2 separate regions of the Homo sapiens genome follow, and region 2 is linked to region 1. Evidence: chromatin contacts called from ENCODE Hi-C data. All regions are on one chromosome and are shown on one strand. Each heading gives the region's core, a stretch centred on a gene start or an enhancer-like site at or near the end of the contact. The rest is flanking DNA. Distances are from core to core; before and after follow the strand shown.

The links. A loop is a pair of places that touch in the nucleus more often than their neighbours do. Pooled maps may share reads with other maps.
Region 2: a loop to region 1 is called in a map of dorsolateral prefrontal cortex, with 2.8 times the contacts of the local background. The contact joins the promoter of DPT here to the enhancer-like site in region 1. A Hi-C loop is called at or near these places in 2 of 168 maps with a recorded cell type or tissue (Caco-2 and dorsolateral prefrontal cortex) and 4 of 50 pooled maps.

Annotation. Positions count from the first base shown.
Region 1 is chr1:168,608,243-168,611,489 of GRCh38, forward strand. No RefSeq gene overlaps it. Among named protein-coding and RNA genes, the nearest start is that of XCL1, 33 kb to the left of the region's middle. Within about 2 kb of position 1,314, at least 10 of the 41 ENCODE cell types and tissues checked have a DNase peak (open chromatin) inside an H3K27ac peak, as active enhancers do; they include dorsolateral prefrontal cortex, where a contact is called at or near this core.
Region 2 is chr1:168,726,969-168,730,621 of GRCh38, forward strand. It overlaps DPT (dermatopontin), which reads right to left and starts at 2,238. Exons shown (of 4, transcript NM_001937.5): 1 at 1,902-2,238. The coding sequence starts at 2,206.

The sequences.
Region 1 (3,247 bases), core at 64-2,563:
TAATGCTGTCTTGTTTACATTCCCAATCAGGTTCTGCTTATCAAGTTTCTAAAATGTTCATGAGGAGTTGTCCTCTTCCTTACCAGTCTCCAAGGAGCAAATACTCTCTTGTATACTTTGGGAAGAAAAAAATATTTCTTTTTAATTGAAAGCTCAAGTTGCCAAGAAGAAATTGCTTTACCACCTCTACCCTTGCTTTGTGGTGCCAACTTGTCCCAGTCTGCCCAGAACTTTCCTGGCTGAAAGTCTGTGTCCTCCCCTTAATCTAGGGAAAACTGGGGTGGTTGATCACCCTACCATGGACCTAATTTTCTTCACTAGTTCCCCTCCCTGAATCCATACCCCTTCTGTTCCTATATTTAAGACTAGCTTTTGAGAACTGGATCCTGCTGGGGTTGGGAGCTTGATCACAGCAAATAGGAATCTTAGGAGTTAGTCCTGGGCAGAGGGTGATGTGGCTTTTTTGGCTTTCCCAGCCTAGGTATGTTGTGTTGATTGTAAGCAGTTCCTTCTTCCTGCCTCTGCAGGTGATGAACCCGACCCTATAAAATGCTTTGTCCTCACTAGAAAGATATTCTGTGGCTCAATTCCACCTAATAAAGGCAGATGGATTGGTGAACTGGGCTTGATGGTCTTTGCTCTGTAAGACAAGGAGAATCCACATGAAGGTGAAGTACAGATATTTTAGGGCCTGAGCTTCCTGGGGTGAGACTTCAAAGGCTCTCAGGAAAGCAAGAGAGTGGCTGTGGCTGGTCAGAGGCAAAAGGAGGAGATGTTGGCGCCATTCACTCTCGCCAGCAGGAAACTGGGACTAGCCCATGGCCCCAGGGAAAATTCTTAATATTTTCACTGTAGAACATTCTAGTAAAGCCAGGCGGGAAGCAATTACTGACAAGGTCAGTCTATGAAGTGAGGTAATTGAGAAGATTTAGCACAAACCAGTATGTCCTTCATTTCTCTTGGCAAAGTAGATTTGATGATTTTGGCTGGCTTTACGCGGCTGGCGATTGTCGCAGCAGGTTGGGTGACGCGCTGTGCTAGCAGAGAGGTCAAAGCACTGACTCACAGGCCTCCTTCTCAAGTGTCCCTACTTCCTTAGGAAGAAGAGTTCGCTGTCCATGGTTAGATCAAGCTGCCTTTCTGACCTGTCACAGGGTATTTGTTGTGCTGGATTTGTCGTTTCAGGGCATGACTATTTGACAGCTCCTGAGAGGAGGACAACCTAGTAGCATTTCAGCTTTCACTGTCTCGCCCGGGGTTTTAATGATAGAGATGAATTCACTGCATGTGTGCACGGGGCTTATGTAAGCTGCAAGCAGTAGCGCAGAGTGGAGAATGGGAAGACATGCGGGGGCGGCACCGCAGTGCAGATCAGAGCTTGGAGAGCTGGGCTGAGTTCGCAGCACATGGAGGTGCAGCGACTGCAGGCTGCAATGCAGAGCCAGTCAGAGAGCCTGCAGCAGGGGAGGAGGGGGCAGCTTAGGAGCTTCTAGGGGTGGCGCTGGGGCATAAAGCCCTAATTTGGCCCTGTTCAGAGGGGAGGGCTGGGAATGGTGGGGAATACTGCCCTACTGGGGCTTGTTTGTGACAATGGGTGGGGTATGAAGTGTGGGAGGTTGCTGAGGAGACAGAGGGGGGAGGGAAAGGCCAGATGCCCTGGAACTGCGGTGGAGGGGTGCGGTATTAAAGCAGCAGGCCCCTGTAACTGATTAGCTGAACAATTTCACTTTACGGGCTTCTCCTTTTCTGTCTGCTCAAACTACTCCTTCCTCCCCACCGTCACCCCTGCTCCCCCCACCGCCCTCTAAGTTCTCTCTTCTTTATAATCCCAGCCAGACTCCTCCCCATCTTGGACTTTCCTAAACCATGGCCTACAGCTGCCCACCCCAGCACCTAGTAAATAACACCTTTCCTTGATGTCTCAGTGGGGTGATGGGCAGATATCTCTGCTGGAGTCATCATGTTTGAGGATGCTCAGGATCTCAGCTGAGTGGCCACCTCCACGTAACACCAGTCTGCCCCAATCCCACAATCTTTATTTGAGCTTATTCTGCATAAAGAACTGGGCTAGGTCCTTCAGGGAATGTTACTGCCCTCTAGGGCTGGCAGGATAATGGTAAGAAATAGGACAAGAGCTCAGATGAATAAAGCATCCAGCCGAACACGGTACCTGAATACCTCAAGAAAGATGCAAAGTGCTATGTTTGTGTGTGTTTTCTATAGGTTCAAATACCTAACATCTCTTTTTTTCGAGCTGATTTACTGCTTTGCAGGAACAGTATATGGATTATTTTTTTTCTGATCTCTAAATCCGATGGGGTTTTCAATAGGGCAAAGGCTGGAGGTATATCTCAGTTTCTGTTACTGTCTTTTTGATCTAGCAGAGAAAGTTTGCCTTTAAAATCAGGCAGACCTGGGTGTAAATCTTGGCACTGCCACTAACATGCTTTGTGATGTGGGGCAAGTAACCCCACTTGCCATCTGTTTTTGCATCTGTAAAAGACAGATTAAATAAAAAGTGGTTAAGGAGCACAGGCTCTGGGGTTAAACTGTCTGGGCTTGAATCCAGAATCCACCAAATACTGTGGGATCTTGGGTAAGTTGCTTAACTTCCTGGTGCATCAGTTTCTTCATCTGAAATATGGGAATAATAATAGCACCTATCTCATAAGTTTACTGTAATAATGCAATATGTCAATACATGCAGAGAGCTTAAAATAGTGGCTGGTATAGAGTAAGTATCTTCTAATATTGATGGAATCAATATCAGTTATATCACAAGGATGCTGTGAGATATAAATTAGACAACATACATAAAAATACCTGGAAAATACATATGAATATTTCTGAATATCTTCTTCCCTTGTTTATCATGAGTTGGAAACCACAGAAAAGCCTTCTGTTCTAACATTCTGTAGCACATAATTTAGTCTAATATGAACAGATTTTTTTCTTTTTTGCCACTTTTCTTTAAAAAAATGGAAACTTAAGTTGATATAGTGAGTGATTACTAATATGATATAGTAACTGTTAACATTAAGCCAAAAAGTTATGCTAAAGTACAATTTTCAAAAAGGTAAAATCATGACTCACATGCAAATGTAACATGAATAAATGTCAAAAATTTTACTTAACCCATTAATTAATTAGGGAATGAGTAAGATGCTAAAATGAGTTCAAGGAGAATTTGAAGAATACACACACACACACACACACACACACACACACACACAAAATCAGGAGTGCT
Region 2 (3,653 bases), core at 988-3,487, 120 kb after region 1:
TCCTCTCCCCACCCCTTCTACAGTCCGGCTGAGCCCCTCCACAGTCCTGGTAACCAAGTAGGGATCATCCCTCTGGGGCTGGGCTTCTGCTGTGGTCTTGCAGGTCCCCACCCTCTCCAGGAGGAAGAACTGCCCTGAATCTGGTCCTGTGGCACTGGCTCTGCTGACAGAGTCAGCTGTCGGGTGGGAGCCCACTCTGGGTGGAGGCAGCAGCCTCTCAGGAGCCCGTCACTGTGGCAAAGTACAAACTCTTTGAAGCAAAGACTCTGTGGATCCAAACCCCAGCTTTCTAGCCGAGGAAATACTGGATCTCTAGACTGCAGTTTGTCTACCTATAAATGGGATATACCCTTGTTTTGAGCATTACACGAGATGATCCACATAAAGCACTTAGCATGGAGCCTGCTCAGGGTAAGCACTCAATAAATGGTAGCTGTTGTCATTACTTAAAGGCCCGCTCTCTTTCCTGGCTCCCCCACCCATCGGTGTTTCTTCCTCTTGGATTTCCCATCATCACCTCTCTACTGGTTGTGTCCCCCAGGGTTCTATGCTTTTTCTTTTTTCTATTTTCTTTTTTTTTTTTTTTTGAGGCAGAGTCTTGCTCTGCCACCCAGGAGGGAATACAGTGGTGCGAGCATGGCTCACTGCAGCCTCGACTCCCTGGGCTCAAGTGATCCTCCTACCTTAGCCTCCTGAGTAGCTGGGACCACAGGCTGCATGCAACTACACCGGGCTAATTTTTTTTTTTCTGTAGAGATAGGGTCTGGCTGTGTTCCCTAGGCTGGTCTCGAACTCTTGATCTCAAGTGATCCTCCCTCCCCAGCCTCCCAAAGTGTTTGGGATTACAGGCGTGAGCCACCACACCTGGCCAGATTTTGTGCTTGACCCCTCCAATCCCCACTACACTAAGTACTTGTTGCCACACATCTGGGTTGCTCTACAGATAGCACATGCAGCAGCCCTCCAGGTGGGCTTCCTCCTCCCTGGACTGCCTCCTCCGTTCTCTCCTCCAAGCCTCCTAGAGTGCTGGCTCCATCTAGGCTGTTGTAAATAATCAGCCTAGCAGTCAGTGCCTACTAGGATGAGCTCCTGACCAAGCACCTGGGCTGAGACCCAGCTGAGACAATCACACCCCACAAAAAAGTACAAGCTCGAAAAAATTCCATGCCACTGCTTAAGGCAGAATGCAGTCAGGGGAAGACAGCACCTCTCTCCAAAACCCTTTAGTAAACTATTTTCCAGCAATAAAACCCACTTTAAATTCAGGCAGAGAGAAGGACCTCAGTACTCATAATTGAGAGAGCACATTTAATCAAGGCAGTAGACAGCTATTTAATTCCACTTTCTTTTGCCTAAATGTCCTTGTCCCCTCTTTTCCATTCACTTGCTCTAAATCAATAGTTCTCAAACCCTCCGTGCTGAGAGATCAATTGTTTATTTTTCTTGTTCCCAAACTACTGTGGGCCAGTACTTTTGTAAAATGGTAAAAATAAATTTCTAAAAAAGAAAAATGCCATTCCGATGGCACAGAAAGTTTTAATTTCTATAAAGTTTATTACTTTCAGTTTCTGTACATATCTTTTGGTAGTCTGGTAAGCAAGCTTCTCGCCGACCTACACCAGCCCCTGGCCCAAACTGAGAGTAGGTAGAACAGCTTCTGGAAGGAACAGAGCCACAGAGGAGTCTGTCTCCCACAGACACTCCCCATCCCAGGTTTTTGTCCTGTCATGTAGTCCGCTCAGCAGCAGCCCTGCTCCACCCAGAGCATGCAGTGGTGAGGTTTGGGGTGGGATTTGCCCAGGCTTTGGTTACTGATATTCCTTGAGAGTCTAGCAGCCCCCAGGAGGAGGGATATGCAGAGATGTTCCCAGCCCCAGTGCAGTGCAGGGACTGGCCCTTACCATTCCATGCCAGCCCTGTTGATCTCCTCCCACCAGCACTCCGTGGGTTCCCCGAGGCTCTGTGGCGTGGGCATGCAGGCGTAGTTCCATTGTCTGTCAGAACCTTCCTTCTTGCTGAAGATGCTCCTCACGGCCACTATCACCTGCCCCTGGGGACACTGGTAGCTGAAGCCTTGCCGGTTCAAATTCACCCACCCATCATCGCTGTAGTCATGATACTGCTGGTATGGGTATCCATAATCGCCATACTGGCCCCAGGCCATGGTGACTAGGGGCAGAAGTACCCAGAGAAGACTGAGGTCCATGCTGCCTGGGATTTTGGCAAACAATGTCACTCTAAGATTGCTGGTCTGACCGTTTTATATAGCTGCCGCTGACATGTGGCTTCCAGATGTGGGTGAGAAGGATCCAACTGCAGTGTGTCATTGCTTAAGCAAAACTTTTCCATGCTGAGATGTCAGCCATAAGGACATTCAGCTTGTTTTAAGGTGGAATTCTAGGAATATACCAGCAGCATGTAAGTCTAAGAAGCTCCCTGGAGAAAGAACAACTTTGTATCTAGATTATAAAAGCCAACTGCTGCTCTACCCTGTAGAAATATTCACTTGAAAAACACTGATTAGTAGCATATTTGTCCCTCACCTTTCAGCACCTCACCCCTTTCTGTCCTACCCTACCCGCTACTAGCAAACCCCTGTATTTGTTCTCCAAACTAGCCTTCCGGGCCACACAAATACCCAGACAGTGATTTCAAAATACCGAAATCATAGACTGAAGTAACAGAGCCATCTAGGATTTCTGTAAGGCTGAATGCCTGTTTTTTTTTTTAAGTTGTCAATCCAACACTTTTTAACCCTTGAGTATAAGCGCGGGTATACCAGTTTGCAGGGCTACTCTGAGAACTCATAAGTTGCATAAGGAAGTACTATGGGCCCATGGGGAGATAAGTTGGATATGATTTCTACACTTAAGCATTCTACCATGCTGCTGAAATTGGACCCAGTCAAGTCTAGAAAGTGTGCTCTGCTCTCAAAATGTAATGGGTTTAATCTAAATAAACCCCCTATTTATCCTTCAGTATTTTTGCCCTCACATTGAATTTTCTTTTCATTGAGTTATAATTTACATATAATTAATTCACCTTTTAAAATACATAATGTACAGTAACATAGCCAGCACCCTAATCAAGACTTAGAACAGTTCCATCAATCCAAAACATCCCCTTATATCCCTTTGCAGTCAAATCTTCCCAAACACCCAGCCATTGGTAACCACTGATTTACTTTCTGTCTCTATGGTTTTGCCTTTTCCAGAATGTCAAGTAAATGGAATCATACCACACGTAGCCTTTCATGTCCATCTTTCACTTAGCATAATGCTTTTAAGGTTCATCCATTTTAAAATTCAACATCTCATTGTATGTGTTAGTATTTTGTTTCTTGTTATTGTTGAGTAATATTCCATAGCATGGATGTACCACAGATTGTTTATACATTTACTAGTTGAAAGACATTTGGGTTGTTTCCAGTTTTTGAAAATTCATTACTTTTTATGTAATGAATTTTATATTCATTATATTTTATATAATGAATTACATAAATGTAATTATAAAGTTGATATAAACATCTATGTATAGGTTTTTGTGTGAACAAATTTTTATTTCATTTGGGTCAATACCTAGGAGTGAGATTGCTGGTTCACAAGGTAATGTATGTTTAACTTTAAAAGAAACTACTGAGGCCGGGTGTGGTG